Linked DNA regions of Mus musculus: region 1 is linked to region 2. Evidence: chromatin loops called from intact Hi-C (ENCODE). Cell type or tissue: left cerebral cortex. All regions are shown on one strand. Links, peaks and the distances in the headings refer to the core of each region. The heading gives the core; the rest is flanking DNA. Region 1 holds the start of Gm46072 (a long non-coding RNA gene). Region 2 holds the start of Kcnk1 (potassium channel, subfamily K, member 1).

Region 1 (5,378 bases), core at 117-5,116, 79 kb before region 2:
TTGTACTCATAGTTGAGTAAATAAATTCAAGTAAATTGAATCCTGTGTGGAGTCACACATCTACAGGATAAATTTGGGGTCACAAGTTTTGTGGGTGGGTTGGTATCCCTATCACTCCAGGGAATTCCTGCCTGGCTACAGGAGTGCCCTCTTCAGGTTCCATATCCCCCTGCCGTGGGTCTCAGCTAAGGTCATCCCCCATTGATTCTTGGGAGCCTCCTCTATCCTGGGTCTCTGGCATGTCCTCAAGATGCACACATCCTCCTTCCCCATCCCCACCAGCTGCAGATTTCCGTTCATTCTCGTGGCCATCTGACCATCTCTTCTGTCTCTCCCCACACCTGATCCTGAACCCCATTCTGCTCTCTATCCCCTCTCCCACCCAGTTCTGTCCCTGCATATGCCATGACTATTTTATTCCCCACTTCTAAGTGAGATTCAACCATCTTTGCTTGGGCCTTCTTTCTTGGTTAGCTTATTTGGATCTGTGGAGTATAGAGTATGTATCCTGTACTTTATGGCTAATATCCACTTACAAGACATACCATGCACGTCTTTTGGGGTCTGGGTTACCTCACTCAGGATGATATTCTCAAGCTCCATCTACTTGTCTGTAAAAGAAACTACCACATTGATATCCAAAGCGGTTGTACAAGTTTGCACTCCCACCAGCAATGGAAGAGTGCTCCTGTTGTTCCACATCTTCACCAGCATGTACTGTCCCTTGAGTTTTTGATTTGCACCGTTCTGATGGGTGTAAAATGAATCTCAGAATTGTTTTGATTTGCATCTCCCTGATGGCCAAGGACCTTGGACGTGTCTTTACATGTCGCTTGGCCACTCAAGATTCCTCTGTTGAGAGTTCTGTTTAGCTCTATACCTCTTTTTTCAGTTGGGTTATTTGGATTTTTGGGTGTCTAACTTCTTGAGTTCTTTATAAACTTTAGGTATTAGGCCATTCTCAATATGTTAATCCTACTGATCTATGAGCATGAGAGATCTTTCCATCTTCTCATATCTTCTTCAATTTCTTTCTTCAGCAACCTGAAGTTCTTGTCATGTACGTCTTTCACTCACTTGTCAGAGTTACAGCAAGATGTTTTATATTATTCAGGACTATTGTAAATGGTGTTGTCCCCCTAATTTCTTTCCCGGACCACTTATCATTTGTATAAGGGAGGGCTACAGGAAGGCTACTGATTTTTTTTTTAAGTTAATCCAGCCATTTTGCAGAAGTATTTATCAGGTGTAGGAGTTCTCTGGTAGAATTTTTAGGGTTATTTATATATACTTTGATATCATCCACAAATACCGATACTTTGACTTCTTCCTTTCCAATTTGTATCCCCTTTATGTCTTTTAGTTGTCTTATTGTTTTAGCTAGAACTTCAAGCACTATATTGAATAGATACAATGAGAGTGGACAGCCTTTGGATGTCTTTGGTATGCTTCTGGGTTTGGTTTCCAGTATTTTATTGAGTATTTTTGCATCAGTGTTCATAAGAGAAATCGGTCTGAAATCCTCTTTCTGTGTTGAGTTTTTGTGTGGTTTAGGTATCAGGGTGACTGTGGCTTCATAGAGTGAGTTTTGCAGTGTCCTTTCTGTTTCTATTTTGTGGAATACTTTGAGGAGTGTTGGTATTAGCTAATCCTGGAAGGTCTGGTAAAATTCTGCACTAAAACCATCTGGTTCTGGATCTTTTTTGGTTGGGAGACTTTTAATGACTGCTTCTACTTCCTTAGCGGTTATAGGGCTGTTTAAATAATTTACCTGATCTTGGTTTAATTTTCATTAAGAACTTTCCAATTTTGTGGAGAACGGCTTTGGAAGTAAAACCTACTGATTCTTTGAATTTCCTCAGTGTCTGTTGTCATGCCCCCCCCCTTTATTTCTTATTTTGTTAATTTAGAAACTCTGCCTTGGGTGGGGCAGGGGTGGGGGTGGTTATAAGGAACTTTTGGGATAGCATTTGAAATGTAAATAAAGAAAATATTTAATAGAAAAAAAAGAAACTCTGCTTTTTACTTAGTTTGGTAAGGATTTGTCTATCTTGTTTATTTTCTTTACTAAAAAAGAAACAGCTCTTGGTTTCTTTGACTCTTTGTATTGTTTTCTTTGTTTCTAATTGATTGATTTCAGCCCTGATTTTATTTCCTGCCTTCTATTTCTCTTTGGTATATTTGCTTCTTTTTTTCTAGAGATTTCAGGTGTACTATTAAACTGATGGCATGAGAACTTTCATATATATATATATATATATATATATATATATATATGTATGTATATATATACATATATATATATGTACATATATACATATATACATATATATATATGAAGACATTTAATGCTATGAACTCTTTTCTCAGCAGTACTTTCATTGTGTCCCACAGCTCGAGAGAGACCTTCTCTCCTGCGGGCGCCACCTGCTGGCCTGTGTTATTACTGCGTGCGTGCACTCTTCACCTTGTCATCTGCAAACTACTCTGCCTCCGTGGTGCTCTCTGTCGATCACATTGGTGAGTGGATGCCGGGCACCAGCATGTGGTCTCACTTTGTCACAGGACAGCAACAGCCATCGAAGGCAAATGATGGATTTTCTTTGGAGCATCTCTTCGGTAAATGCTGTTTTAAAATGTGATCACTATGCGGTTTTGTTCCCCCACGCTGCCACATGCTCAGGGCTGTCTCTGGGACCGTTGGCCATCTCCAAGTCTCCAAGTGATCCTCCCTAACCTGTCCTTTGTCAGTTTTGCTTCTTACCACACCCAACTCATCCTAACCGACTACCTCCCCCTTCTTCAGCCACGCCCATCCATCCCTGCATTTTGACCCGTCATCCTTCCGTCTCTTCCTTGTGAAATGGTCCCCAGTGTTTAAAATGCTACTCCGGTGTATCTCCTGTAAGAATCTGAACCCACTCAATTCTCCTTCCTGTCACTGATTTGTAATTAATATCTCCAACCCGTGTCCTTGGCAGCTCTGATATGTTCCCTGCACATCCTGTCCTCTTAGGCTACATCAGTTCTGCTTCCTGTCTCTCTTGCTTGTCCCCAGCCTGATGTTCTTGCTGGGGATCAGGGTAGAATATGTAACTGTGATAGCATGACTTGCTTTATCAATAGGATAGGATCTGATGTTTCTAGTACAGAGTTGGGAACTGTGACAATTTTTATCACTCATAATTTTTTTAAAAAATTACAAAATGTTCAAAAGAGGTAGTTCCATTGGGGAGGGCTGAAAAAGAGTTATTACGTTTCTCAAAGTCGTTCTCTTGGGATTTGATGGTGTGAGCAACTTGGTATACGAGTTTCTTTAACTTCTATGTACTTGATGATGGAACTGATACATTTTGGTGTGTGTGTGTGTGTGTGGGTGTGTGTGTGTGTGTGTGTGTGTGTGTGTGTGTGTGTGTGTGTTTTGTTTTTAAAGTAGGAAATGAAATAAAATTGATTTTATGTACAAGTAGAAAAGTCTTGGTAAGAACCAAGAATTCTTTTCTTTCTGGAGGATGGATGCTATGCTCAACCACCTGGGAAGGTAAACCCAGTTACAAAATATGACAGAGCTGTTCCTCAGGGAGGGGTGCCTACTGAGGTCACTGGGGAGCAAGCACTGAGATTGACAGATAGGGACTCTGAAGAACACGGTGTGTGGGAGAGGACCCAGGAGACCTCAATCTACTGTAAATCAAGGAGACTAGCAAAAGTGATTCATTTTCCCTATGCCAGCCTGTAGAAAGGTATGCCAACACAGAACAAATGTGAAATGGCTGGCTTGTCTTTTCTGCAACAGTTTTTAAAGCTTTGTGTTGCAAGAAACCTCTGCTTCATTTCCTCAGGTGAACAGGCTGGTTCACCTGAGAAGTACACTCTTTAGACTCCTCTAGCATAACCCAATATATCACACACATGCACATGCATGTACACACACACACACTTCTACATGCTATTTGTTCAGGATACAAAGTCTTGTCCTATTCATGAACCTTCTGGGGCTTAAGACCATTCCATCTTCTGACATGGCTCGGTTGTTTAATTGCCTGAGGCTTCCAACTCTCAAAGTTATGAGACAAGCAAACACCAGACACCAGCTAGGGAAGGGAGGGCCTAAGGACTCCTCCTTATCTGGACTCTTTGATAAGCTTTAGAAAGTACACCTCATACCGAAATGGACCCCTACAACCTATTTCTTACAGCTTGGAGTCCTGGAGTGGAGACTGTGGGACCTGGGCTCAGACCCTTCCCACTCTTTTGAGAGAAGGAATAGTGTAACCAGCGGACATCCATGGTGCTTATTAAAGTTGGATTTGAGGTCCCTGATGCTTCGGTTCTGACCCAATGGCCAGGAAGCCATGTCCTGCTAATCCTCTGGACAACTCCAGCAGGAATGGCCACAGGCTCCTCTTAGGTGGCAATAAGCTGGGAGATGACTTCCCGTCCTGGGTAAATCTACCTTGAGGCAAATCTACCTCACTTTTGGCACAAGTGTCTCATCCTTAATGGAGGCTCAGGTGACCTCTAAAATTGTTGGGGGTTGGCTGTCTGCCTTTTTTTTTCAACCTCTTCTAACTGCCCAGTCCGGCTGTGCTTGCTGCTGCTGGATTTCTGCCTGGATGCTGCTTTCAGTGCTGTGAATAGGGGCATTGTCTCAGCCTGGAAGTGGATACATGAAACTTTGTTCCCAGCTCTGGGGTCCCCAGAACAAAGAGCAGCTGTGAGAATTCCTCTGATCGATGCTCCTCAGCGCCAAAGAGAGCAAGCCTGCCCCTCTGCAGCTTAGACACCTCTTGGAAAGCTAGCTGGTGACAACACTGTCACTTAAGCCCAAATGACCGAGGCCCAAATGACCCAACGTCTAAATCTGAACATCACTTGATTCTTTCTAGCCTTTCTTCTTTACGGCAAAACTCATTTGTTCCGGCTCTTCTACAATTCCCGAAGGAGTCGGTGCTGCACAGCTAAAGAGATAAATTTCATGAGAGATTTATAACATCAGAATTATCAAGGCTTTACCTTATAATAATCGGTTCTTCTAAGTCAGGATTCCTTTTCTTTGGCCAGAGCGTGTGGTTTGGAAGTTAAGCAATGAATGAGTTCCCTGAGAGTTCAGTTAGCCTTATGAAATGCAGATGAATAGCTGAGGCACAGCTAGCATGCCAAGGGCACTGGGTGCGTTAACGAGCATCCACACACAGAAGCACATTTGCCTTAGTATTTTATTGCAACAAAATAAATTTGCAGAAGGTCGGTAGGTCACATGCATTGGTTAATATCACTACTGACTTACATATTAATAGAAAATCCATTGCAGTATAAAATGAGAGTTATTTTTAAAAGCATCTAAATCCATATCATATAAATTCAGAATAGCAGAG
Region 2 (5,378 bases), core at 124-5,123:
GAAGGGAGAGAGAAGGGAAGAGAGGGAGGGAGGGAGGGGAGGGAGAGAGGGAGGGAAGGAAGAGAGAAGGGAAGAGAGGGAGGGAGAGGAAAGGGAGGAAGGGAGAGGAGGAGAGAGAGGGTGAGAGAGGGAGGGAGGAAGGGGGAGAGGAAAGAGAGAGGGAGAGGGAGAGAGGGAGTGAATTGAGAGAGGGAGGAAGGGAAAGAGGGAGCTAAGAATGAATAACAGGGCTCAAAGTTTTACCCAGCTATTGATGATACTAGCATGATGATCTCTCGTTCCCCAAGAAGCCAGCTGTGATTTCCTTGTGTAGAAGGTGCACAGGTGCCATGCTCTCCTCTTTCCCTTACATGCCCCATTCCCTCGGAAAAGCCTGGCTCGGGAACCCTTTCCTCAGTTCTAACATGATTTTGAGATGCTGTCCTTAAGTTTCACTCGAATCAAGGTCGATGACATTCAGGGCTGCTCCTCCACATTCGTGGGAAGGGCAGATGTGGGAAGGCTGTGGCTCTGTTCTCCTCCCTCTTGTCTCAGAATAGACCTCCTCTAAGGGACCCTCACTGAAAGTAGGCAAGAGAGCCCACTTTATACACAGAAGGTAGAAATGTCCATGCGTATTGCCGGAGGCTGCTGTGCCACTTCTGTGAACAGCAAATACGTGGAGATGCCTCTCCTTGTGTGGTGTCTCAGCCAAGAAACTTGCAGTGGGGAGAGGCAACCATCTTGTCTCCTCTACCCAGGAAGATTAAAAACAGATCCTCCCATCTAAGTACTAACTAAGTTTCACCCTGCTTAGCTTCAGAGAATAGATACATCCAGAGCATGGCTGTAGACCAGTGAAGAATTTTGTTATCCTTAGGCCTCTTCTAAAAGGGCTGGGGACATTCCACCCATTTCCTTCCATCGATGGAAGCTGGTGGCATGGGGGCCAGCAGACACTGACAAAAGCCCTTGTTAGCCTATGCTAAAATGGCAGCCAGCAAGGGTGTCTTTATGGGGTTTGCTGTGGTTTGAGTTTAGTAGGGAGTGGGAAACAAGGTCTTACTACCTCAAAATCACAGCAATCCACCTGCCTCAGCTTCCCCAGTACCCAAGGCCAGCAGAAATGTACCCTTGTGAAGCCTGCCCTACTGTTCCAGCCAAACAGGAAAGGGCCAAACTAGCTGACAGTCACAGTCAACTGACGGAAAGTTTACTGTGAGGGGAGGAGGGATGCAGGCCATCTGAGGTCTTCTCTTGCAGTGAACAGTTTCTTAAGTGGTGAAACCCACCAGCTCCAATCTTAGCACCATCTGCATCTCTGCCACAAAACCATTTTGGAAACCAGAGGTGCTATCAAATGTGTCCGATGATGGCATCAGCTCAAAACTGAGAGAGGAGGGGCTTTGACTCACAGCACTCTGTTCACTACACCCACCGTCTCACCGATCAGCTGGTTTTATACACGGAGAGTCTCCTCCTTTGTCTGGCTTATCCCTAAGTGCCCCTTGCTCTCCTTTCTTAAATAAACCCTTGTTCCAATACCACAGTACAGACTTTCTTCCTCAGAAGGACAATGCAATAGGAATACCAACACGACACCCCACTCCTCCCCTCATACATCAGACACCCCACTCCCCTCTCGAGGATATTTCAGGAGTTGTGGTGATTCCTAACATTAGGGGCTGAGCTCACATTAAACAAAGATTCCCCAGAAGAAATGGGATCTGAACTAGCTTTTGATGCATAGGATACCAGGATTATACAAGAACTTCAGCACTGCCCACAAACGCCACCTAGGAAAAGCATGCTTTCTCTCCTGGCTCTTCCTATCCCTGCCCTGTCTGCCAGGCCCGCAGGGTAAGGGCAGTCTTCATTCTCAAACTGCTCAGCCAACGTTGTGAGCCAGTTGTGAACTTTATGTAAACATTCATGTCTATGGTGGAGGAGGGATTTACACTCTGACACAAATAGGATCCAAAAAGACCTGACTGGCCTGGGTGATGTTGAGATAAAGCCGGGACTGTGAGCAGCAGGGGGGGGAGGAGACTTTTCTTTGGAAAGTGAGCCAACAGGTTTGTCTTGTTTCGGCATCCATTTAACACAGTTTTTTTTTTTTTAAAAAATACCGCAACACAGCCTAGAACTCTTTCTGTGTCGATTACAAGTTCAGGAACTCACCCCAGATTTCCAAACAATAAATTTACCTGATCTGGCTGGAGGTTGGGTGTTTACAATAGTGGGTAATTAATAAAATAATTTACCCGGCCGCAGCCCAAAGGAAGTTGAGAAGGGTCAGCCTGAGAGGCAGAGAGGAGGGAGAAGGAACGGCTGGAGTAACCCAGGTGCAGTTGAGTCACTTGCAAAGGTGGGGCAGGGGCATAACACACTGTTCCTGGCAAGAACTCACAAGGCTCGGATTCCAGAGTGTCCCTGGGCACTGTGTGACCTTGTGCCTGCCAAAAGGGGCCATTTCAAAAATTGGATCTCATGCATAAGAAGAAGGCACGGTACTGAGGCCCTTTGAGAGTCCCTCTGGCTGTCCGTGCACCGTTTATGTCCTTCCTAGCCTGCACGCATGGCTAGCCACCACTGACGAAACCTGGCCTCTCTCCATCTAGTCTAACTGCTATGCCCCTGGGCATGTATGTTCAGCTGGATTTCTAAGCCTCTTGAAGACGTTGAAGCCTCAAAGTAGAAGAGAAGCTCAACGCACCTAAAGTTGAAGTAACCGCTGATTCAGGAAGCCCCACCATGTGGGGCCCAGGTCAAGTGACTCCCTTCCCTTCTCCCACCCTTCCTCCTACTCTGAAACCCCCATAGGCCTGCCTGCTTAGAGGTCACCTGCAGAGAGCAGAGTGATGTCACCACTGTCCCCAAAACAGATCCAAAGAAGCTGTAATAGGTCTACAGTAGGGAAGGGAGTCACAGTCATGAAGGTGACCCATCCAAGGGTCATTGCTAGGTTTCTCGGCCTGGGGTCTCTGGGATGGGGCCAGAAGGAGGCGAACGCTCTTAAGCACAGGATACTCTCCTCATCTCCTGGTCTTGCTGCTCAGTTGCCAGGACAGAAATGTCGGGGACCTACCCTCCCATCAGCTCCTACCTGCTCCTCACAAGGACGGAGAAGTGAATGAGACCCCTGCAGCCTCAAGGTCCAGAGTGTTTGAGACCATTCCCAAAGAGTAACAGCTGCAGTACCCATATCGTGCTCCGGGGTCACCTCACTGGCTGCCGCCACTGCGAGCCACCGCAGGATGCGCCCAGCGGAGGCCTGGGGACGCCGGGGTTTGGGGTAAGGTGGCAGCAGCGGCCCTACCTGTGGTGGAGAGCACGGTGCTGGCGAAGAAGAGCGCCGAGGTGAAGTCCCAATTCCAATTTCCCGAGGCGTTGCTGAGCACCGACACTCCATAATTGCTGGCCTCCAGCACGCGGCCCAGGAACTGCTCCAGCTGCGGCTCCGACAGGCACTCGTGCTCCTCCAGGAAGCGCCGCTTCAGCTTGCGCAGCTCCTGGCGCAGCAGGTCCTCATAAGGCAGCTCCACGGACGAGAAGACCACGGCGCCGAACACCAGGTAGAGCAGGTAGCCCAGCACCAGGAAGCCGAAGCACCAGGCCGAACGGTGCCGCTCCACCAGGCGCACGCACGAGCTGCCGGCCAGGGACTGCAGCATCTTCCCGGCGCCCGCGCTCCGCGCCTCCCGCCGCCGCTCCCTTTCCTGGTTTCGTGCAAATACAAGAGGCCAGATGATGTGGCGGTGACGTGGTGGCCGGCTCAGGTAGCGGGAGTTGGTCGGGCGGAGCGCTCTCACCCACTTGGCGGGAGCTGCTGGCTGCCCGCGCCCCCTACCTGGCTTCCGAAACCGGAAAGTGCAGGTTTGGTGGCGCCAGACCCTGGCCAGGCCACCCGGAGGCTGCCTGGCTCCCTCTTCCCTTCCCCAGTGCAGTCAGCAGGCCTGAGCTGAGAGAGAGAGAGAGAGAGAGAGAGAGAGAGAGAGTGTGCGCGCGCGCGCGCGCGCCACCGTAACCCCCGTCCTAGCTACTTTTGTCCCCCCAGGCATTCCTCCTGATTAAAGCTACTATAGCCAAATACCAAGGGTACAGATAGATCCTGTCTTCCTCTGTCTTGTTGACTGGACAGCTAAGCCATTTGCTGCCCAGACTATTGAAAATACAATGAACCTCTTTCTAAAAAGCTACTTGAATCCTCTCCTGACCCCATCCTCCACCTGGAACAGGAAAACACAGCTTCTGGATTTTAGCCTAAACAATACCCCAAACTTTAAGGACTTCGTGGTCAGGAGACAGAAATGGAAATGTGCGCTAGGGCACGGAGGAACTGATGGTGGATGAGGTTGGGTTCTACATTTCTGCATAGACATGTGCAGCCGTGTGCTTCTAGAGTCTAGCTGTGTGCTTCTAGGGGTGGGGGTGGAGGACCTGACTCTGTGACACTTCCTAGAGAAGGATGACAGTCACATACATAAGACTCAGCATAGCTGTATCCTGTCTTATATATCGTGCCATACATCATACCTATTGTCTTAGGTTTTTATTGCTGTGAAGAGACGCCATGACCACAGCCGTTCTCATAAAGGAAAATATTTACCTGGGTCTGGTTTACGGTTTTAGAGGTTTAGTCTATAATTATCATGACTGGGAACATGGTGGCACACAGGCAGACATGATACTGGAGAAAGAGCGGAGTGTTCTACATCTGGATTGGCAAACAGGAGAGAGAGAGAGAGAGAGAGAGAGAGAGAGAGAAAGAATAAAACTGGGTCAGCGTGAGCATTTAAAACCTCAAAGCTCAATCCCCTGCGACACACTTCCTCCAACAAGGCTACACCTCCTAATAGCGCCACTCCCTATGAGCCTGTGGGGGCCATTTTCATTCAAACCACCACTCCACACACAGAGGTGTATTTTTGTCATTACATGCACATGGAGTCAAGAGTCAGGGACATTCTAAAGGCTCCTAACTAGGGGAATGGGAGCAGGAAAGATGACGTAGTGGTAAAGTACTTGGGTACCCAGACTTGTGGTCAGACACTCAGGACTCGAATTAAAAAAAAAAATGTTGAAGCATCATCATCATCATCATAGCATTATCATTATTATCAATGTCTCCAATGAACTCCGGGAATGGACTCCGGTTGCCGGGACCGTGGTTAGCACCTGGACTGCTGAACCGTTCCCCAGCCAAGATGACATCTGATCTTTAAAGATGAATTTGAAGACTATGCAGACGTAAGCACAGCTGTCTGGAATCTCAAATATGCGAACCGTTTATGCTGTACCCTGTAACAGAACTGTGTCTGCAAAGCAGGCTAACATGTAGAAGTAGAACTGCCTCCAGCAGCTGTTTGTGGGGAAGTAGAGGAGAGAGGTAGCTTCAA

The links. Hi-C counts contacts between places; a loop is a spot of excess contacts. Peaks named below come from ENCODE experiments on the same cell type or tissue, not always from the same donor. Only the 100,000 strongest peaks of a DNase experiment are listed, where the experiment ranks them.
Region 1: a loop joins it to region 2, with 2.1 times the contacts of the local background. A loop is called at or near these places in 1 of 42 quality-filtered maps.

The regions. Positions count from the first base shown.
Region 1 is chr8:126,072,663-126,078,040 of GRCm38, reverse strand. Gm46072 (a long non-coding RNA gene) reads right to left here and starts at 5,121. Exons shown (of 3, transcript XR_001778764.1): 1 at 5,017-5,121. In left cerebral cortex, for the core only: CTCF peaks have their summits at 2,232 and 2,440 (motif pointing left); DNase peaks (open chromatin) are centred at 2,435 and 4,655; H3K27ac peaks cover 755 bases.
Region 2 is chr8:125,993,735-125,999,112 of GRCm38, reverse strand. It overlaps Kcnk1 (potassium channel, subfamily K, member 1), which reads right to left and starts at 4,011. Exons shown (of 3, transcript NM_008430.2): 1 at 3,299-4,011. The coding sequence starts at 3,653. In left cerebral cortex, for the core only: a CTCF peak has its summit at 3,202; DNase peaks (open chromatin) are centred at 1,806, 2,622, 3,237, 3,703 and 1 more place; H3K4me3 peaks cover 4,246 bases; H3K27ac peaks cover 4,120 bases.